Regions from separate parts of the Homo sapiens genome. Here regions 1 and 3 are each linked to region 2. Evidence: chromatin loops called from intact Hi-C (ENCODE). Cell type or tissue: A673. All regions are shown on one strand.

Evidence for each region. A loop is a pair of places that touch in the nucleus more often than their neighbours do. Peaks named below come from ENCODE experiments on the same cell type or tissue, not always from the same donor. Only the 100,000 strongest peaks of a DNase experiment are listed, where the experiment ranks them.
Region 1: it touches region 2 in a loop (6-fold over the local background); 12 of 110 quality-filtered maps call a loop at or near these places.
Region 3: a loop joins it to region 2, with 2.5 times the contacts of the local background. A loop is called at or near these places in 6 of 110 quality-filtered maps.

Annotation. Positions count from the first base shown.
Region 1 is chr2:165,774,984-165,782,983 of GRCh38, forward strand. The region is part of intron 1 of GALNT3 (polypeptide N-acetylgalactosaminyltransferase 3); the gene reads right to left. Among named protein-coding and RNA genes, the nearest start is that of GALNT3, 15 kb to the right of the region's middle. In A673, a CTCF peak has its summit at 4,264 (motif pointing left); a DNase peak (open chromatin) is centred at 4,228.
Region 2 is chr2:165,398,173-165,406,172 of GRCh38, forward strand. No RefSeq gene overlaps it. Among named protein-coding and RNA genes, the nearest start is that of CSRNP3, 68 kb to the right of the region's middle. In A673, a CTCF peak has its summit at 3,310 (motif pointing right); DNase peaks (open chromatin) are centred at 3,329, 3,889 and 4,189; H3K4me3 peaks cover 846 bases; H3K27ac peaks cover 3,289 bases.
Region 3 is chr2:165,466,004-165,474,003 of GRCh38, forward strand. CSRNP3 (cysteine and serine rich nuclear protein 3) reads left to right here and starts at 3,695. Exons shown (of 7, transcript NM_001172173.2): 1 at 3,695-3,737. In A673, no CTCF peak of the experiment used is centred here; DNase peaks (open chromatin) are centred at 3,618 and 5,748; H3K4me3 peaks cover 4,600 bases; H3K27ac peaks cover 4,888 bases.

The DNA.
Region 1 (8,000 bases), 380 kb after region 2:
AACTCAAGGGATCCTCCTGTCTCAGCCTCCCAACGTGCTGGGATTACAGCCATGAGCTACTGCGCCTAGCCTTTGTAATTCCAATTTTACTGACAGACAGGGAGAGTCAAAGAGATTAAGTGGCTTGGCCATGCCAGTTCAGTTTAAGACCAGCATTTTTCTAACTCTGTTCAAACTCAAGTTCAATGTAAAATCCTGAGCTTTTAACTGAAATTATCTAAAATAAAATGTTTAAGAGTCAAGAACTGATATCCTAAATAAAAGGCGATAAGAAAAAAAACTGAGGAAAAACCATAAAAACTACAAATAGCTTCCTATCATTGGGTAATATTTTACAAATAAATGATTTTTAAAAACTTTTCAAAGCACCATTTCAGTAATAAAGATTGAAAATAAGATTGTAGATCTTAAAATGGAAGATTAAGAGGTTGAGAACCTTACAGAGGCAGAGCCTAGAAGTAGGAAGATGATGTTTTGATCTTTTCAGACTATTTCTGAAGGGATTAATCTTCTCTTATCAACCCTGATCACTTAAAGATTCCAACATTGATGGGATTTTCATTATGACTTTTCTGTACTTTGCTGTTAATGTGCAATATTAGGCTTCCATTAATGCTGAATGACACTCAACACTAAGCATCTCCATCAGCTGTCTTCAATTCTGGATATACATTAGTGAAAAGCTCTTAAAAAAATAAAGTGCCTTAGGCTTCACCTCTGATTTAATTGATGTGGGGGCAGGGCATATACTCTGCTTTTGTTGTTACTTTAAGCTCTCCAGATAATTCTAACAAGCAGCAAGGGTTAAGAATTACTTGTCTAGATCACAATATTTTGGGCAAATCAAAACTAGCATCTGATAAGGGTTGTATCTGTCCAAAGGCAACCACATTACTAATTTCTAATAAGCCAAAGATGGGTGTTTCAAAATAGATTCTTGATGTAAATGAATAGAAGTTATTTAGACATGGAGATACACGATAAAATCCAAGGCAAGAATGACCCACAGTTTTCCAAAAAGACTCAGGGATTTACGCTGATATAAATGAGGCACTGAGGTTTTACTGCAAATTATGTTTCTGTAAAATAATTTTATAAATATTTTATTCCAATCATAAAAATGGGAAAATTGATACCTGAACAATAAAAGACATAAGCCAAAAGATACACAATAAATAAATGAGTAAAATGAAACCAGGATTTTTAATGCCTTTTTCCGGGAATAATGCCATGTTCCTTGTCAGTACTACCTGCCAAATTGGAAGCCCTACGTAAAAACAGCTCGTGAAACAAAACAAATCTCTCCTACAGTCAACTTCCAGTTGGACTCAGAAGTTTGAGAATTGATAAGAAAAAAATCAGCACAACAGCAAACTCAGGATATAACATGTCATATTTGCACATTAGAAATGATTAGCAGATAAAGGGTTTGTTCTTCTTGTACTCTTTCTAAAACCTTTAAACACACCTATCCAAGATGGCTATTTGCTAATTACCAAAGATCAGATTCACAGAGGAAGAGAAGTCAAAAATCATGAAATAGTTTTTAAAAACTAAAAAAAAAGAAAAAAAAGAAAAGAAAAATTCAGAGATCTTCTAAATTCTAAATTCTTATGAATTCCTAAGAGTGAAATTCAGAGACCTGGTTTTAAAAAGTTATTAATCTGTAACCTGGTATATATGTAGCCATTGCAAAAAGTCATTAATAAAAATATTCATAAAGTGAAAAGCTAAAGCAATATACACAATTTTAACTGGTTGTGACACTCGCTATGTTAAAATCAATGGATTATTCTCAGGGGTAAAAATATGCTTCCATCTGAAATCTTACAAATTTAAAATAATCTAACTAACAAGTGGTAGCTTCCAGTTATCTAGACTACAGCTTCTCAAACTTTAAAGTGACTATGAATCACCTGGGGATCTTGTTTAAACACAAATTGAGAAGGGAAAATATCAAGGTAAGATCCATCATGATTGTCCCTCTAGGTGAAGAAGCATAGGTTGCAGAAATATTAGTTGTTCATTTAACCTAAAAATTCCAACTGTAGCAATTTTCTGAAGTAGTGGAAAGCAGAACATTATAATTTTACATGAAAGTAACATTTAATGAAATAAGAAGATAGTGGTTCCTCTCACTTCTTGTTTCCATGTTTGTGACAATAAACCATTACAACTCCAGAAGTTTAAAGTCTGGTTCCTGATGAATTTAATTGCTGTGATGTCTAATTTGGTATACAAAACTTCCTTACTACTGAGTTAAGGCATGCTGTAAAGAGTTAGGGGTAACCACACTAAGCAGAAAAAAAACAAAATTACATCCCAATATCCTAATATAGATTATAGATTAAGAAAAGTACACTATTGTGAATTATTATAAAACTCATTGGATCTTTGCCACACATTATCTATCATCTGTATTTCCTAATTGAATTCAAAACAAAACAAAGAAAAACAAAATTTAAAGACCTTGCCCTGATAATAAACCTTTAAGTGCTTGGGTAGAAGTTTTATTATGTGCCCCTCATCTACTGGTTAAAGTGTTAGGGAACAGAGGAGTGGCAGAAAGTCATTTCTGCTTGCATTTATTGGTGGGTCAAATCTCATGGTGTTTTGCTGCTGTAGTTTGTTAGTTTTGATTATGTTTAAGTTCATGTTTACATTCTTGGCAGCATTTCTTCTGAGCAGGAAGTGGCATGTGGATGTATGACAAGAGACAAACACTGATGCAAAGCAAACTGCATGAAGACAGCCACATTCTGTCTCAGAGGGGGCAGCAGTAGACATACCTCAAAGATCTCAGCTAAAGGCAAAGTAGAGTTACTCTGGGTGGCTGGGCAATGCCACCAGTGGATGACTAAACTACTTGCAATTGTTATAAACTAAGAACAGCTTTCTGAACCAAGATATCTGCAGGCTGTGAGACAAAAAGCTCAGTGACAGAGTTAACCATCAGCAACCGTGAGGCACAGGTTTCAATACTGAGAAGGACAGGGTCAGACATCCAACTTCTCAGCTACCCCTGGTCAGGTAGACATCTCCCTCATCGTCATCTCTGAATGTGAAAGGTTGCTGATAGAATCTTGATTTGTGAGCTAGCCAACTCTATCTTGACAGTTTGACACAAACAAGTAATTATGATACTACATTATCTGTCAAGGGAGTCACAAACTCAGGGGCTCACATGCTCTTTCCTGCCACATCTACACCTGTGAATGACTTTTACATTACATATGAAAGATATGCATTGATTACTTATGGCATACTACAGAGTAGAGGAATTCTGAGGAGTGATTTAGGTGGATCCAGAGATTATTCATGTAACTGGTATTCCCTGCCCCCCAGGTAGAGGCACTGCATTTTAAAACATTTGTCCATCTATTTACCTTGTAAACATAGTTGTTGGCTTTTGGATTAGTAAGGAGATAGAAACCACATGCTAATTTGAACAGAGAAAGTTTAATACAATCTGGTATTAAAAGAGGATTGGAGTAACAGGAAATTGCCTAGTGGGAGTTAAGGAGAATTCTAAAGAATACAGGAGTTGTAAATACAGTATAAGGGGCAACCACTCCCCCTATGGCTGAAATAAGTGTTCAAGGAAGGGCTCTCCTCTCACCAGGGCTGAGATCCAGAGATGTCTATGGAGATGCCCTAGCTTTGACTACCTGGTAAAAAGTCATAGAAGTACTTCATTCATGGGACTTACCAGAAATCTGCCCCTGAAGTTCCAGAAGAGGCCATTCACAGCCGGGGGACAGAACCCTAGAACTAGCTAGGTGCTGAGGAAAACTGCTGGCTGCTGAGGGAATCTGGAATCACAGAGGTTGTCCCCTGCAGGAGTTTAGTGAACTTTCATGTGCCACACAGGTAACAACGGCTCTGGGCTGGCTGCCTGGGACAAAGGTTGGGCAGCTGGCTCCCTAGACACCCAGTCTTGTGGGGCCCCGAGTTTGGCATGTGTGGATCTGAGGAGAGAGTTTGGGGAGCAGTGACTTAGGTGACAGAGCAGGTCCATGGTGTCTGTGTCTCAAGGGTACACCACTGCTGCCTAAATCAAGCTCTAAAGAAAGTGCAGTGTGTGGGGAACACCAACTCTAGAAAAAGCTGTGTTCTGCAGATACCTAGTACTGGAGAAAATCATACTGGGGAGTGAGCAGTGGAGGAAAACTATGCTCAAAAGGAGCTTAGCCAGTGAGCATCACAGAAACCAGAAAGAGAAGCCTCAGCCACTTCAGTGTCCCTCCAGTGCCCTCTACTGACAAGGCTTAACATTGTACGAGCCAGCAAAAAAGAAATTTACAAGGCCCAGCTCCATTATTACAGAGCAGGCTAATACAGTAAATTTGGAACTAAGAGACAGTAAACTGATAAGCAGCAAAGTCTACACTTTTCACTACTCAGCTTCCACATGCACCCTCTCCCACACACTGAAACTCCTGTACAATAACAACACAATTCTATATTTCACCTAACAAAGTCTAACTGTCCTTCTTTATAAGTGAAGAAGTTCTATCTCCTCAAAAACGAGAGACATAGAGTCCTAACAGCTATTGTAGTCATTGCTGTGACTCTGAGTTACTCCTTAAATTCTGTCACAGTCCCACTAAATATTCTGTTACCTAAATTGGAAAGTTGATCTCCAACGGCTTCTATTTAACATTTTTAAAATGAAAATGAGAGAAGAAAATTGTTAACATATACAAAAAAAACCTAGATATAAGAGGCAAAGAAAAAATGTGCATTGAACCTGAGAAAGCTGATTGAAAAAAAATTTTTAAAGAAAAAATACGCAAACCTACAATAATCCTCACTTACATAATTGGCTGCGAGGCCATAATGAATATCTATGGCTTCTTTCTTACACTAACTACTACTCTGTATTCACCATGCCCTTAAGCATTCTAGGAGTCCACAGATGTTGGTGATGTCAAGGAAGGGCAAATCCATATGTAGAATACTTGTCTATTCTAGTGAGGAGAAGTCTCTGCCCCCTCAATGAAGGAAGAAATCCAGTATAATGAACCTGCCACCCAGAGGCTGGCTGATCCCCGCAGGGGCTCAATGCTGGATTCTGCAGATTAGGAACTCAGCAGCAGCGCTATCCCAGTCAACTTTACAAAGGGGAAGCCATGTTGCTGAGCCCATGCATACACAGCTCCAGTCTTGCCACCAAGACTCCTGTTTATGGGCCCACTGAGACAGCTGGAGAGATAGGCTGACTGACATGCAGAATGTGTCATTTTGTCCACTTGATTATTAAGAGCCTCCTCTGCAATGGATGTGCTTTTGTGGGCACTCAGAGGGGATACAAATTCTTTCAGGGTCTTTTCATTTTGAAAGGTTCATTCACATACCTCTTCCTCAAACTAACTACCTTGTCACCAATCTTCCAATCCTGTTCCTTCCAACTCTGACCATAAAAACCATTAACAACTACCCATCGATGACCAATATAGATCTGTATTTCTAGGCATGTCTCATTCCCAACATGGTGGACAACCATATTTACTGTTCAAATCTCTGCCTACAGAAAAGTTTTCCTTATCCAGTATTATTCACAGTTACTCACGAGTAGGGCTATAGTGCTACACAGTCATTAATCTTGGGTAGTACTAGTGTTTTGTTCAGATTCATCTGCAAATCAGGTTTGAGGGGTTTTTTTGTTGTTGTTGTTGTTGTTGTTGTTGTTGTTTTTTCTTCTAACAAATGGACTAAGGGAATCGCCAAGAAGCCACAGGCATGAGTTGAAAGAGACAAGGCAATGCCATTAGAGTTGCTACCAAAGAAGTCTGAGTCCCTGGTTCATGCAACTTATTTGTCCTATCCAGATCTGCTCTAGTTCTGTCTCATGTACTATTTCCACTCAATGATATATTGCTGTTGTACATCGCTAACCTTATGGAAAGATAGGTCAGATTTTACCCAGATAATGATGGGAAACTTGGTCCACATGATAACCTGACACTCCATAATTATGCATTCAATATCTACCTAGTAGCAAGTCAGAAGGTGTTTATCAAAAAGTAAACAGTTATCTGAAGAAAATATTTATTTCAAAACCCTAGATGTCTGTATTGTGATTCTGCTATTGGCACTTTCCAGAGGCTCCATAGAGCATTCCTCTTTGGCACAGATACCAAGAGAGTCGTTGAGTTTGCTAGATCATAAAGCTGAAGTGGTAGCATAGCCTGTACTGCTGGGCTTGCTGCAGAGCCTTCTTCTACTTTGATCATCATTAAAAACTGGCAGCCTTATGAGTTACTCTGTAAACAGGTTGAGGTAGCATATTCAAATGTTGTAAATGTTGCCCCCAAATTCAAAAATGACTATTGAGGCTGGGTGCAGTGGCTCATGCCTGTAATTACAGCACTACTGAGGTAGGCGAATTGCTTGAGCCCAGGAGTGCAAGACCAGCCTGGGTAATATGGCAAAACCCCATCTCCACAAAAAAAATACATAAATTAGCCGGGTGTGGTGGAGCTCACCTATGGTCCCAGTTACTCAAGAGGCTGAGGTAAGAACATTGCTTGAGCCCAGGAGGCAGAGGTTGCAGTGACCCCCAGATCCCACCACTGCGTTCCATCCTGGGCAACAGAATGATACTCCCTCTCAAAAAAGAAAAAAAAAAAAAGCCTATCGAGCATAGTGGCTACTGAATGCCCAGAAGTTTTGCTGAATTTTTGTGGGGCTGATTTATCACCTTCTAATTCTTATATGCTCTACAAGGATATCTAAAGTATTTGCTACTTTCTTCTCATCAGAGACAATCAGCATATTATCATCAATGTAGTGGATCAGTGTGATGACTTGTGAAATGTTACGATGATTAAGATTAAGAATTGATCTAGCCCTGAGGCAAGACTGTGAAGCCATATTGTTGGCTCTGCTAGATAAAAACAAATTGTTTTTGGTGGTCCTTGTAAATTGGCAGAAAAAGATATTAACTAAGTCAATAGCTACATACCAAATGCCAGGGGCCATGTGGTTTGATAAAGATATTACATCTGGGTCAGCAACTACATTTGGAGTCACCCAATAATTAAGTTTAGGGGAGTCTACAGCCATTCTCTAAGATCCATTTAACTTCTGCCGAGGCAAAATAAGTGAGCTAAGTGGGGATGTGATAGATATCACAAGTCTTATTTCAAATCTTTGATAGTGACATCAATCTTGAGAGTTTCCTCAGGGATATGTTATTACTTCTGATTTACTATCTTTGAAGAAAGGGGAAATTCTAAAGCCTTCTACTCAGCTCTCCTATCACATGGTCCTCTCTCTATGGGTTAGCAGGGGTGTCCAATCTTTGGGTTTCCCTGGGCCACATTAGAAGAAGAAGGATTGTCTTGGGCCACACATAAAACACACTAACACGATAGCTGATGAGCTGGGGGAAAAAAAAGAATTACAAAAAAAAAAAAAATCTCATAATGTTTTAAGACAGTTTACAAATTTGCGTTGGGCCACATTCAAAGCCATCCAGGGTCGCATGTGGCCCATGGGCCACAGGTTAAACAAGCTTGGTTTAGAGAGTCAATATAGAGATTCTGCCAGTTACCCAGTATGTCTATTCCAATTATTCATTAAAGAACTGGGGAAATAAGCACAGGCTAGATCTGCTGACCCCCTGGACCCACTATGAGTACAACTGGAGCTAAGACTCCATTTGTTACCTGAGCACTTTTAAGTCTCCACTTTGAACAGTTGGCCACAGTATTTTTGGGTCCCCCTAGGAATTAGTATGAAAGGTCTGATTATTTCCTTTTCCCCAAAGCATAGTCTCTGGTAAATGGCTACAGGTCCCTTTGGGGAAAAGCTCTGGGAGTGTGAATTGACTTAGGTCTGAAAACTGAGTGAGATGCTGTGACTCTTGATTGCAGCAACTAAAGTTAACTTTTTTGCTACCAGAGCTAGAGATTTTCCTATTATATAGATGAAGGGATGCTATAGTACTGCTTACGTATTTCATTCATTAGCTACCACTAGGCATATACCAAAGA
Region 2 (8,000 bases):
AGTTACCCAAGCAATTGCCACATTAACTTTTTAAACTCCAAAATGAGTTAGTATTTCGCTACTTTCTGGACATTGCTAGGACATGAGAACACTTTTATTCTATTTCCCCCATTTCATCTTTTGTACTATTATTATATATTTTCATTTTACATGTAGTCTAACTCTGGAAGACATTATTATTACTTTTATGAAGTCAACACTTACTTAGTGTATTAGTATGTTTTCACACTGCTATAAAGATACTACCTGAGACTGGGTAATTATAAAGGAAAGAAGTTTTTGTTGTTTGTTTGTTTTTACAGACAGAGTCTTGCCCTTTGCCCAGGCTGGAGTGCAGTGGTCCACTCTCGGCTCACTGCAACTTCCACCTCCCAGGCTCAAGTGTTTCTACTGCTTCAGCCTCCCAAGCAGCTGGGACTACAGACTCCTACCACCACACCAGGCTAATTTTTGTATTTTTAGTAAAGATGGGATTTCACCATGCTGCCCAGGCTGGCCTCGAACTCCTGATCTCAAGTGATCCGCCCACCTCAGCCTCCCAAAGTGCTGGGATTACAGGTGTGAGTCACCATGCCCAGCCAGAAAGAGGTTTAATTGACTCACAGTTCCCAGTGGGTAGAGAGGGCTCAGGAAACTTACAATCATGGTAGAAGGTGAAAGGGAAGCAAGGCACACCTTATATGGCAGCAGGAGAGGGAGAGAGTGTGAGGAAGTGCCACACTTCAAAACCATCAGCTCTCGTGAGAACTCACTCACTATCACTGGAACAGCATGGGGGAACCACCCCCATGATCCAGTCACCTCCCACCAGGTCCCTCCCTTGAACATGGGGTTTACAATTCAAGATGAAATTTGGGCTGGGATACAGAGCCAAACCATATCACTTAGTTTTCCCAAAATATTTAGTTTTTTATTCTTTTCTGTATTTTCTACTAATCTATGGATTATTTCCCTTCTGCCTGAAAAAAAGATTCTTTTTAATATTTCCTTTACTATGGGTCTGCTCTTACTGACTCTCTCAAGTTGAATTTGTCCCCTAATTTTTTAATTTTCACTTTTGAAAGATATTTTTACCAGACATGAGTACCAAGATACTTTTTCTATTTTAGCATTTTGAGGTGACAGTCATTGTCTTCTGTAAAAAGAATTTCAAGAAACCCCCAAAACCATAATTTTCATGAAAATGAACACATGACCACATGTCAAAGATTTCATTTAACTCATTAATTAATGAGAAAATCCATAAGAACTAAACAACAGGATTAAAGGAGGATTTGACTTATAGAGATCCATGAACTCTGCTTGACAACTTTTATTTGCTTTGTCATGAACAGGAATCATTTCCTGGCTACAGGTAAAATTATCAGAAACAGAGGCTCTGTGGTCTCTTGATGGAAATTCCTTCTCTAAATGTTGCTTCCAGATGTCTCTGATCTATTGGTCTTTTGGGCAGTTTCATACCCTGCTTTCTACCCCTCCCCATGCCAAAACTCCAAAGAAATTCTGAATCCTCTTTTGTGCTAGGTGCAGACCATGTGGCATTGTAGCCATGCTCTTAGCCTCCTCCTGTACCTGCACGATGGCACCAAGGCTCTCCAGGGCTATGCTAAATGTGGGTCATTCCTCAGCATCTTGCAATTTTCATGGTCTATGTTCTGTAAAGGGAAGAACGTGCCCTCTGCTTGTGAGTCCCTTAAATGTTTCTATCTTTGAACGTCTACCACCAGCACCACCCCCAGTTCTAGTTTTAATCATGAGGGAGGAAAATCAGATCACTCATATATAATCCTTTACTCTTAATTTTTTTCTCTTACTTTCCAGCATCTAGCAACAGTTATTTTCCTTCCCTTTGAGGCAGGAATTTTCTTTACATAATATACTATTCTTTGTATTCTGGGATCCATACTTTGTTCAATTCTTTGAACTCTGGGTCTTAATATGCAAAAATCTGACATTACTATGGATTTATAAATATCAAATTAGAAGGTGAGTGATGTTTTTCTATTGTTGATATAATTTTTATCTGAATTCCTATTCTTTGAAAGAAAAGGCTTCATGGTCTTCATGATGCACAGGATTCAAGAAAAGGAGAGAAATTTACCAGAAAAGTAAAATGCAATAGCAGACAACTCAAACACTACCTTAATATAAACAAATACATGCACCTATATTTTTAATTTGATAAATCTTATAGCATACTATTGGAGCCAGTCTTCAGGATGTTAAGAGGGATTATCACCTCATTCCCATTTCTAGAAAGGCTTTATATAAAGAATTGGCATAGAAAGAACCACAGTTGTGTTTAATAACTATTGTCATTTTTTTCAATACTAACCAGCACCTTTTGACAAACCTGCCAATATTTTAGAAAACCATATTTTGATGTACCTGATTGCCCTTTTTTGACAGTTCCTCAAAAAGTTTAACACAGAATTATCCTATGACCCAGGAATTCTACTCCTAGGTATACACCCAAGAAAAATGGAAACATATGTCTAATATAATCCTGTACACAAATATTTATAACAACATTACTCATAATAGAAAAAAAGATGGAAATAACCAAGTGCCCAGCAATGGATGAATAAACAATTGTGGTATATTCATATGACTTATTCAATCATAAAAGAAATGAAGTATTGATACATGCTACAATTTGGATGAATCTCAAAGACATTATGAGAGGTGTAAAAAGCCACACACAAGAAATCACATATTATGTGATTACTCTTATATACCCAGAATGGGCAAATCAATAGAGATAGAAAGTAGGTTAGGCTGGGCGTAGTGGCTCACACCTGTAATCCTAGCACTTTTGGAAGGCCAGGTGGGGAGGGTTGCCTGAGCTCAAGAGTTCCAGACAAGTCTGGGCAATATGGCAAAACTCCATCTCTACAAAAATTAGCCAGTTATAGTGGTGGGGGCCTGTGGTTCCAGCTACTTGGGAGGCTGTGGCGGGAGGATTCCTTGAGCCCAGGAGGTTGAGACTTCAATGAGCCTTGTTCCTGCCACTACACTCCAGCCTGGGCAACAGACCAAGACCCTGTCTCAAAAAATAAATAAATAAAATAAAAATAGATTAAAGGTTACTGGGGGTGGGAGGACAGCCGAATAGGAAGTGCTTACTTAATGGTTATGGGATTTTTTCTGGAGTAATAAAAACGTGAAACTACAGAAAGCTTGTACTTGCACATGTGGCTACAATAAATACTAATGAATTGTACACTTTAAAATGGTTATGTTATTTGAATTTCACACAAAGGTAGTTATGTGGGAAAAGTAAGTTATTATTGCAACCCTATCCACTAGAGGGCGATGCTTCCATTAAGAAACATGACTCGTAAATTCGGCTGGTGGAAGAAGGGCAGTTAGCCTTGCAAATACATTTTCTGCTTATTTTGCAACTATTTTAGGTGTAAAACAATTAAAGTAAATATCCACTTTGGAAACATTGCTGGAAAAATAATGTTTACATTTGAATGTGTCTCTTCAAGAAAAAACAGTTTGTGAAGCATTTGTACTGAGAAAAGATTTCTTTCCTTGGGCATAGATCTCATAGTGCAAAAATTAAACAAACATGAGCAAATTATGAACCTAAAGACATGGTTAATGGAAAGGATCTCAGCGACTAACATAAAACTGAATGAGCAAAGTGTTGAAGTATTCATATCAATAGAGAGTTTCAAGTAACTTTATCACTATAAGTACTTGAGAGTCTTGAAAGTGTTTATCCACATTTTCATGAGCACGGCAAAATTTGGTTGTCTAACTCAGCACGTGTCTTAAATTCTGTCTCTAATTCAGAAATAATTCATCACTTAGTAAAGCTACATTTCTTGAAGGTGCATCAGGAATAAAATAATTAACTCATCATATACCAGAGATCCTGTGGCCAAGGGTTTTAAGAGAGTAACACAGGAAGTGTCGTGCATGCTCATGTGTGGAACACTTATTTTCAGCTCCAAATTCACACAATAAGTTATTCTCCCTACAAAGGGAATGTGTTTCTGCCACTGTTCACAACAAAATTGCAAATGTAACAGAAAAATTAGCCAAGGAAAACATAGTCCCTAAAGTAAATCTGATCCAAAACAATCTGATTAAATCCATAGAATTATAGCATTGTAAAGTCATTCTTGGGTTATTTATAAAGTCAGCAGTCAGCATTTCCCAAGGCATACTAATAGGAAGCAAATCCTTGCTCAGGAGCCAGCTGATAAAGACTATAAAGCTTATCCTCGGAGCAAAACCAGAATGATGTCACTACTAAGTCCTCCATAAAATAAGAAGCAGGCGTTTTAGTGCAGGTAGTTTGGGGCAAGAATCAATACGTGGCTTGGGAAGAGAGTCCAAAAATCCAGAAACATAAGCTTAATCCTAGGCTTTTCTTTAGAAAGGTTTGGATGTATACCAGAACCTACTTTGTAGTCAATATAAGAAATCATATACTGTATATATTTTCTAAGGTGTCTCAGTTTATTCATTTTAAAAACAAACAAATGGATATCCTTTTGTCATCTTTATGACATAATCTTCAGATATTGTTATTTATTATAGCATACTGGTTTTCAATTGTTAAATAACCACACATGCAGAGGCCCAGACAACACATCCAGTATTTATTATCCTACAGTTTCTTTGGGTCAGGAGTCTGGGTACAGCTTACCCGGGCCCTCTTCTCAGTCTCACAAGGCTGCAATCACAATGTCAGCCAGGACTGGAAGCTCATCTGAACCTTGGAGTTCTCTTCCAAGTTTAAGCAGCTGATGGTAAAATTCGTTTCCATCAGCTTTAGAACCCATGGCAGTTAGTTTCTTCAAGACCCAGGAGAGTTTCACTGCATCAAGTCTTTGAGCTCAGGGAAGACCTAAACCCTCTTTTAAAAGGCTTATTTGATTTGGTCAGGCTATCCAGTATAATCTCCTTTAGACTGACTCAAAATCAAACTGTTTCAGCACCTTAATTACATTTGCAAAATCCCTTCACTTTTGTCGTATTCTATCAGCTGGAAGCAAGTCACACATTCTGCCCACATTCAAGTGGAGGGGAGTATAAGAGGGTAGTGGTCTAAGGTGAGTCGGCCACATGTAAAGATAGCTGGATTAGACGAAACCTGACTATCCTAATCAAAATTGTAATGGCTACACAGGACAGGCCAGGAAGAAAGCATCTTCTGCAACCCTCCCTTCATTATAGAGCAACAAGGCTTCTTTCTGTCCAGTGGCTACAAATATCACCCAAGCGAGTATTACCAGTCATCATACTTTATGCCTTCACACTAGCATACTCATTCATGTGTACTACAAATAAACTTATGTTTCCCCATCAGACAATGCCCTAAGCATTGAAAGTTAAAATGGTTTTTATCCATTTATGTATTCATTATTTGTGCCACTACAGGGAACGTTTGGGTTAGAAGCAAGCAGCCTGATTTTAAAAATTGAAATTAAATTTCTACCAGTACCTTAGTAGGAAAATCAAGTCGAAGTTATCTAGTCATAGTTTTGGCATGTCTCTTTTATTCAGGATATGAGGAATTGCTGGAGCTTTTTTCTTTTTTGCAGTTTATCCTATTAAACACACACACACACACACACACACACACACACACACACACAGAGCACAGTAAGTTAATTCCTACACCACTTAACTTTGCACATAACTGTTTTCTCAAGAAGGCACTGAAGTGAGCTGGCAACCATATATTAGTTACTGCGTTAGTGAAGAACAGTGGCTACTCCATACAATCCCAAGCATGAAAAGTCAGAACTTTGAAGAAAAAAAATCAAAAAAGCAAAACATAAAACTGAATTAAATTTAAGCCACAAAGCAATAAGGAAAAGTAACAAGTAAAAGAACATTCTTAAAAACAACGTTAAGCTTAAAGAGCCTTATGTGAGGCAGTAAAGATATTGCAGATATAGACATTGGAGAGAGCTTGCAAAAGTAACATTGCTGGAGGTTGGTTTTAAATCCTGCCTGCATGGTCTTGCATAATTTGTTAGTCCTGGGAGGGATGCACAACATTTGGAATAACCATTTGAAATGAAATTTAACTCTTACTTGAGGATCATTTGTAATAATGATTTAATGTGTTACCAGAAATGATAAAGTGACCAAGTCAATCAATCAGTGTTTGCTTAAGCCCAGTTACATGTCCGGTGTAATGCTAGACTGCAAAATATGGAGAAAGGGGTCCTTTCTCAATATTGAATGCTAGACTTTCTGCCAGAGACCAGAATTTGGTATGAACTAGTAATGAAGGTGTCAGAATATTGAAGAAGTCTTATCATCAAACACAAACCAATGAACATTTAAGTGTCCCATGGCACAATGACTTGTCACAAACGCTTTGTTGTATATTAAAACTTGAGTTTTTGTCTTTATACAAGTGAGAGAGCATCTGGGAATCTAAAGTGGTCACCTTTGGGATGGTCACTAACCAGAGAGACTCATTGCTTCTTGGCTCCTTTGGAAGACTTCAATGCCAGTTACTCATGAATAATCAGCCATTTGTGTCAAAATAGGGAGGGTACCAATGTATTGTTCCACCATGCCCATGCATAGAATAGTACCAAACATATAGCATGTATTCATTAAATATTGCTGCAAAGTTGAGGGAGTGAAAATCTGTTTATGAGCTTTCTGAAGTGTTTGGGACAACTTGGACTTTGTAGCAGTTTGTGCAGCCCTCATGCCTTTCCCATTAGAACTTTTCTCTGCCCCAAATCCCATAGCAGGGACAGTCAGCAGACATCCTTCCACTGTGTGACTGCACCTTACTGCTCACAGTTGATTGCAGCAGGGATGAAGACTGGACCCAAGCTGGTCAATCAGATTCTCTTCCTTAACTAACTGTTTGAACTAAAGACACAGAGACTGGGAATTGCAAGTTTAACTATGTAATAGCAGAGTTGAAAAAGCCTCTGTTTTTCCTGAGACCTGGTTCTTCAACGTTTCTTTGGATTCTGTGAAGTATCTCTTCTACAAATCCTTTTTTTCATTCTTTTTTTTTTTGTTTGCTTGGGTTTCTTTGAAAATTTTATTAATTTTCACCAAAGATGCCTCAAATAAGACCTCTGACATGCTTTTGGAAAGTGCTGGAGACTGAAGAAAGAAATGTGAGACATCTGTGCATGAATCAGCTTGTTTCTGTACTTTTCTCACTTCAAGCATAAAAATCTCTCAAACTTTAAGCTTTTAAGACATTGCAGTCTCCCCAGGAGGAAGCAATTTTAAACTCAGACAATTTTATTTTCTGAGAACTGGTTTTGTATAAATTCATTCAACCACTTACAACAGTGCCCCACCTGAAAATGAAAAGACCACAACATAAAATTTTCCATAAAAATAGGTTAAGGTAAAAGAAAGTGATGAGCGTATTGTAAGGCTCATGAAGAGATTTAGTAGCACTGATCATTTTGTTGAGCATTCAATATGTTTTCTATGTATAAGTCATAGTTTATAAACTCATTCTAGTTTGTTCAAAGATACAACAAAGATACATAACATTAAATGAACATATACATAGATTTTAAAAAATATGTTAATTGTACCATTTTTTGATTTTTCACAATACTTAAACCCTGAGGACCACAAAGAAGAAAGGGTTGCAAAATATCATTTTTTAAACTTTTTATTGAACCACATTATTTGTAAATTTCTATAACACTTTTTAAAAATGATATCTGAGACTACTTTTTACTTTTGTTTTCTTAGATATTTTTCATTTTACTTTTAAACATACTTAAAATATAAAAGACATATTTTAAACTATAGAAGACGTATATTTAAAGTATAACCTATGATAAAATTCACCTGCTTTAGAGAGTATATAATTGAATTGATTATATATGGCTAATTTTTGCTCTTCCTTGCTGAAAAAAAAAACGTAACTTGCAGCAGGCTAGAGAGGATAATTTAAAACTAACTGTTTGTTTTGGTGTTTTGAGTTATTACCATATTTGGTATTTAGCCATTGGGATAACAATTAACAATAT
Region 3 (8,000 bases), 68 kb after region 2:
CCATTTCTTTATCTTCCATCTGTTTTTCCAACCACCGCAGTCATCCTGCCCTACCCCAACCACTCCACTGAAACTGTTCACTGTCAGTTCACCAAGAACCAAATTGCAAATTTCATAGGTAACAACAATGTTTCTAAAATTTGAGTGTGCTTGTGGATCTTGTTACAATGCAGATTGTGATTCAGTTTACTGGGGTGGGGCCTGAGATTCTGCATTAGAACCAGCTCCCATGAGATGTCTAAGCTGGAATCAGTGGACTGCACTTTGAATAGCAAGGCATTAGCCCTCACCATAATCGTTCACCTTCCTGAAATTCTCTACTCCTTTGGGTTTTGCTACACCATTCTCTCCTGGCTTCCCTCCTCGCTAACTGTTCCTCCTAAGCATCTTTTCTTCATTCTGCTTTCTGCTTGTTCTTTAAAGGTAAGTAAATTCCCTGAGTTTCATTCTCAACTTATTTCTCCTCTTCCTAGAGTGATGATTCTCAAACTTTAGTGTACAAAGGAAGTCAGCTGAAAAATGTTATCAAAATGGAGCTCCCTAAGCTTCATTCCAAAGGTTCTGATTCAGTAGGTATGGGGTGGAGTCTCTTAGTCAGCATTTTTAATTCTGCTAAAGATGTTTTTCTTTTTTAAAAAATAAATGTATATAAATATGGCATACGTAACCTCATATTGTCTTAATTAAACACGATGTATGTCATAACCTCATATTATCTTAAACACAATATTTATATATATTTAATTAGTAAAAGTTTGCTATAGTGAAGCAAACTAACATATCCATCATTTCATATAGCTATACTTTTTTGTTGTTTTTGTGGTAAGAGTAGCTAACATCTACTTATTTTACATGAAACCCATAGTACAATTTCATTACCTGTAGTCCTCATGTTGTACATTAGATCTCTAGACTTGTTCATCATATATATATATATATACACACATATACACACACACATACATATATATATATATATATATGCTTCTTTGTATCCTCTGACCTACATCTTCCCATACCCCCAGTCCCTGCCTCTGGTAATCACTGTTTTGTTCTCTATCTCTATATATTTGATTTTTTTTTTTACAAAGATTCTGCATATAAGTGAGACCAGGCAATATTTCTGTGTCTGGATTATAGCACATAGCATAATGTCCTCCAGGCTCATCTACATAGTGGCAAAAAGCAAGATCTATTTTTTAGGACTGAATAATATTCCATTGTGTATTTGTACCACATTTTTATCCCCTTGTCCATCAATGAATGCTTAAGTTGTTTCCATATGTTGGCTATTGTGAATAATGCTGCAATGAACATGGTAATACAGATATCTTTACAAAGTTGTGATTCCACTTCTGAGTATATGCCCAGAAGAGAGATTGCTAGATCATATGGTAGTTCTATTTTTAATTTTTTTACAATCATCCATACTGTTTTTCATAATGCTGTAGCAGTTGACATTCCCACCAACAGTGTACAAGAGTACTCTTTTCTCTACACTCTCTCCAACATTTATCTGCAGACATTTTGATAACAGCCGTCCTAATAAATATGAGGTGGTATTTCTTAGTAATTTTGATTTACATTGCCCTGAGGATTGGTGATGCTGAGCATATTTTCATAAACCTGTTGTCCATTTTTATGTCTTCTTTGGAGAAATGTCTATTTGGGCCTTTTGTCCATTTTGTATTGGGTTTGTTTTTCCACTGTTAAGTTTTATGAGTTCTTTATAAAATTTTTATATTAAACCCTTAGGGTGCTCATTTATTTTCATTACTTTAACCGAACCCTAGATGCTGGGGGTTCCAAATTGAACCTACATCCCAGCCTTATTTATGAGTTTAACTGACTATTTAATATTTTAATCTGGATATCCAAAAAGTTCAAAACGTTCAAATTAATTTTGTTATTTTGTTCCCAAATCTCTAAATCTCTCTTTTTTTTTTTTTTCTGAGACAATGGCATCATCATCTAAACAGAAGAAATCTGGTTAGAATTTGTGCCCTGCAAATACTTGCCTACAAGTCTCTGTCTACAATCACACTTGACATATAAATCACCTGGGAGAGCTTGCTAAAAATGCTGAGTCAGAAACTCCTCAAATGCTTATTCATTAAATCTGGAGGAGGCCCATGAACCTGCATTTTTAATGAATCTTCCCCTAGTGGTTCTGATGAAGATGGCCCCGAACAACTATTTCTAAAAATGCTGTCTGTCCTAGGGATTCCTCCAGTTATTCCTAGCAATAGGACCACAAAGGCTTTGAAAGCATTTTTCACAACAGAGGACTTGGCGGTGGGAATAAGCGATAGTTTAGTCTTCCCCATAATCTTTAGCAGAGCCTCCCAAAGCTACTCTAAATAACAGTGCAAACTAAGCAAAATCAGTGCACTCCTATCTAAAGTTAGTATCAGTTTAAGTCACCAGCCATTCCTTTCCTAACAATATTGACACCCCAAGCCCTTCCTGTACAGATATTCCTGGACTAATGATTTGCCACCATGCCAGTAACTCTTAAAGAATGCTTGCTTGCCCTTCCCTCTAATTTTACTCCCTTTGGCCTTATTCCCATGAGGACACATTACTGATTTAAGAAATTGAAGAGCAAGGCTTATAAATACCTCAAGTAGCCAGTACATACCTCTATAGTGGTGATATCTACTGTATATGTCTTTCTAAGGAAATTTTTCAGACCACCTCCACTAGAGGAAGCTCAATTGAGAGAATTTTTATCATAAAGATCCCTGGTTTGTATTACAGTATTTTAAAAATTAAACTGTTTGAAACTGGATGAATTTGCTTTATTGCCTTAAAAAATCCTAATTTGGTGTTTTCTTTAACTGTCCTTTAATGCATGTTATGCCTCTAGGTTCAGAAGTGAAATGATTTTTGTTTAAGTTTATTAGAATAAAATTGGAGTTCAGCTGGTCACTTTGAGGCATGGCAACCAAGTGACTGATCTCTTTTTAATCTTTAATAAGTTCCATTATTCACAAATTGATGGCATTTAAGGAATCTGAAGTAATGCAAACCACATAACTGTGAAATATTTGAATATTCTAATGCTCAGAATGAAATATTTTTCATACTGATTAGGCCTCGAAACTGCGTTTGAATGAAAACATTGTCAAACAGAGGTTGTAGTGCAAATAATATAAAACATAAGTATAAAGGGTGTTGATTCATTTTAATTCTATCTCTTTGCAAACTGAATATGCAAAATGTCATCTTGATGTTCAGTCTCCCTCCTCTGTCTGCATATCAAAATGTATAATGAGGAGGTACACTTTTTTCACTGAGAAAAATCAGTGGGAACTAAAAAACAGGCAATTTACCTAGGTTTTACTATGAGCATTTTGCTTTGATTTCAGGTAGGTGAGGCATTGATTAACTTTATTTTTCTAAATCCAAAGCAAGACTTTTTACTTCAGCTGAGGTCATCTGCAGACATTTTCCATAGTTGGGAGCTATTTTTTGAAATATCTTGCATCTCTGCTTTTCTCTCCATATTTCTTTTCTCCACTCGCTTCCTCTCTCCCAGCTGCAGGGATTCGTCCTCTAAAAGAGTGGAGGTGGGAGGGAACAAGAAATGGAAGCAAAGCAGGGAGCATGAGCTAGAGAATGCCAGGATCTGGCTTTTGTTATTGGTTGGCTGCCGCCTGATGGATAGACGAGGGAGGAGTGTACTCTCTTCAGTGTGTTCTGACGGAGCCGAAGTACAGAAACCATATTTACAGGTAAGAGCGAAAAATAAAAAAAAAGAAAAGAGAATTCTTTTTTTCTTTAAAAGAGAATGCTTCTTAATTTTTACGGAAACAATTTTATAGTAGGAAAATTATTCTGAGGACATTTTCTGAAAGTGTGTCCCTTTTATTACTTGAGGAAGCTTTGCAATGAGCTTGCTGTTCTTTCTCTCTGCAAAATCCTTAGCTGATTAAAAACAAAACAAAACAATCACCAGAGGCATGTCTTATCCTAAATAACTTTCTATGCAAGTGTCACTGAAGCAAAATTAATAGATAAAATGAATCATCATGTGTCTCTTCAAAAATGTTTAATTCAAGCTTGTTACTAGGAATCGCAGGAAGGATGAGAAAACCTCGGTAAATTCCACAGGTCCTGAGAAAATGGAGCCTTCTGTGAATATACAATATAAAATTTCATGTGATGGCTTTTAATATTGACAATACAGTAAAAGGCTTAGGAAAACTATTTTTGCAGGTTGTAGACTCTTTTAGCATTAATTTAGAATGAATGATTTGTGTGCATTTAAGCCCTGTTATTTAACTTACTCCTCTTGATAAATCTCATGTTGTTCAATATTTGCATTATTTTATTCAGCAAACTTTAAGCTTATGTGATAATTAAACAATGGTTTGTCTCTACTTGTTAACTTACATGGAGCCATTTTTATTTTAAAGCACAGAAACCTAATTTTGAAAGATTAAACATTGCTGTAAAAAATAGCATCTTAACAGTCATGTTTCATGGGTAGTTTAATTTATCAGTCAAACACATCTAGATAAGAATTCCATCAGAGCATTTATATTGTTGATAATATCTCTAGGCAATTTTTTTTTAGCAACTTTACTAGGTGCTTGTATCTCCTAATATGGTCCTTTATATTGCCTTAGGGAAAAAAGGGACAAGTTCTAAGTATGTAGAATAAATAACACACTTGCAGTAAAAACATACAAAAAAACTGAACTCCCAGTCACTTAATTCTTTACTTTAATTCATAAATACAGGTCATTTAACGGTGGTAGAACCTCATTAAAATTGAACTTTCAAGAATTATGACTGACTTCAGTACACTGGCCATCGATTAATACCTGTTGATTATAATAATAAAATAAAAGTCTTTCAATGAGGTAAATAATTTGTTCCTACATATTTTAATACCTTTTTGAATGAATCAAAACTAATAGGAATGACTATATAATTTCTAAATATTTTTTGCTATTGTTTTTCTTTTTGTTTATTGTTTTTCAAATTTTTTTATTTATTGTACTTTTTTTGTTTGAGAGATTTTGTCTTTGAATAAACAGACACAAATATAATAGTTCTTGGAAAATTAAAATGAGTGAGAAAATTGCTGAATATTAGTATGGATTATCTAAATGAATTGAGAATTACCTTAAATTTCCTAAAAGTACTAAATATAGTTAATAACATGTTTATATGGTTAAGTGTCATAATGAACCAAGTAAATATTCTGGTATGGTTGATTTTGAACTGTTTCTGGATTTCAAAAATTATTACATAATACTGAAATTTTGGCATGTTTCTAATTATTGATGGATCTTTCCGATTTTGTTTTTTTAAGCAAAACAATGGTTGAAATTAATCCACCCCTCACCCCAAGATTGAAATTCAAGGTGATATATAAGACCAGATATTCATCTCCTAAAATGTATTAGAGGAAATAAATCAATGCAGCTATATTTTTTAGAAATTATAAATTCTGAGTAAAGCTACCTCCAGGAATGAAGGGGAATTGATGAAAATTAGAGAGCAGAGTTCCACATGGTTTTAAATTATTCTGTTTCCTTGGAAACCAGCTGCTGCAGATGCATTTTGCTTTCTTTGGCTAAAAATATCACCCTTTTAATAATCACTAAGGGAGAGGACTGAATAAAACCAGAGTATATTGTTGCTGCTTTTTATAATTTCCTTAATGGTTCACATATTTTGGATGAAAAGTAGATAAACCCTTTCTCAATCAGCATTTCCTATCAGCCACTGGCAGACGTCTGCAAGTCTTATAAAAATGAGACAACTGGGGTAGCTTTTACTGCAGAGTCCACAGGAAGAGATAGAGAGAGAGAGAGAATGTGTGCTGGAGTGGAGACAAGAGAGAAAAAAAAAGCATGAAAGAAAACAGTTAAGAGGTTACTGTCCAAGTGAAGGATGAAACAAGGCAAATGAAAACCATGTAAGGCTTTCAGTGAGAAATGGGAAGGCATCACCATTTTTTTTTCCTTTGGTACAAACATTTTTAAGATTTAAATGTAGGTTTTTAATGGAGCTCACTATATACAGCTTTGTCCCCTTTTCACAACACTCTTTCCTTTTTCTCTTTATGTTTGCAGTGGTTTGCAATATAATGAATAATACAATAAATTAAGAAGTATTTTTTAATGTATCAATCACTTTAATCATAAAGAGAGAAGCTTGGTATATGTCCAGGCTATGGATAGTGAGGAGCATTCAATACACATTTTGACATTAGAATAAGAATTTTTTAAACTTAACGTCCAAACCATGTTTCATTAATGCAATTATTTCCTTACCTTTGTAATCTATTTAATATGTATAAAAAATTACACATTCCAACAACCTAAAAGCTATTTGTGTTAATGTTAAGGTAATTAATTTAAAATTTAATATAAATCACTGTAAATGCACATATATCCTTTTTGCTTTATTTGAAACATTTTTGCTTTCTTTGAAAATAAACATTACTTTTATGTAGCTTTTCTCTATACAAAAAAAAATCACAATTATCATCATATTCTACCCTAGGCAATTCCTTAATTTAAAACATTTTTATTATAAAATTACATGCTTCAAAGGCAGCACTGTCATCCCATACACCATTTTTTTCAAATCTCTCAGCTATTTGTTAAGAGGAAAAATCATCATAAAGCTGTTAACAGCTTTCCTATTATTTTTGTTATAATTCAGATGAGATTCCTAACTCTTATTTTCTCTTTACAACTCATTTAAATATTTGTGACATATCATACTTTATTTTCATAATATTAACCTTAGTCTATTAGATTCAATGTTAGCAATGTAGCAAATAAAGCACCACATGCTTAAACTACGTGTTAAAATATTTAATATGTAGCCAACATATTATTTAAAGTTAAATTAATTTGGCATGTCAGTACGTTATTTTCAAAAAAAGCTAAGATGGTGGGAAGTATTTTGTTTTTATCAATTAACACGAGCAAAGCACTTCAGTGACAGCACTTTCAGCATAAACACTGATGACATTAAAAAGCAAGCTAACAACAAATCAGATAGACTAGTAAATGGATTATGTGACCTGTGTAGACAACCCCTATTTAAGGCACAACCAAAATTATCAATGCTTGTCAAGATCCTGAAGAGAATGCATTTCGTAGGCTTACTCTCAACTACAGATAATTTAAAAATACAGTTTGTTAGTCATTTCTACTTACTGCTTCATGCTTCTTTCTTTGCTAAACGTAGCTTGCCAGAATTGTGGGTGGGTTTTCATGGCCTCTTAAAGTCTCACAAAATATACTAAAGAAAACAAAATACTTAATTACTTCCCCTATAATATAAGTAGACAACTTTACATCTGTAATGGAAATATGCTAGTTTGGCAAATAACCTCTTATTGCTGGAAATGGAGGGGTGGCATTTACAAGAAATGGAAATAACATGAGAGTAAGAAAGCTTGGGTCAGATTTAATAATATTCAAATTGTGCTGTATACATAAACTAATCCAGTCAAATGAAAAAATTACATTAACATTTGTACTATAGTACATCACAACTCAAAGGTATTATTAATCAGATGTTATTTTTGACTAATATATTTAATACCTGATAGTTTAATACAGGGCTTATACAGATATTAAAAGGGGGTTGGTTCAAAGCAGCATTATTGCTTTTTAATTATGATTTGGTATGAAGAAGCAAGGAATGGATTTATCAAGCTAATTGTCACATTTGGATATTTCACATATCTCAATGAATCAGTTGGGCAGATCATTTGATTTCTCTGTCAATTGCTTAGATTTCAGATATTATAATGGCCTAAATTGTTTGAGCTGAAAACTGTTGAATATGCATGCCCTGAGAAAACACTCAATATAACTTGTAAGGTATTTAATTCAAGATTATAACGATCTAGATAAATATCAGTGCTATTTCTATGAACTACGTATAGTAAGGAAATCACTTTGATACGAGATCAACTTCATGATCAACTTCATGATCTCATATCATGGCCTGAAAAGAAG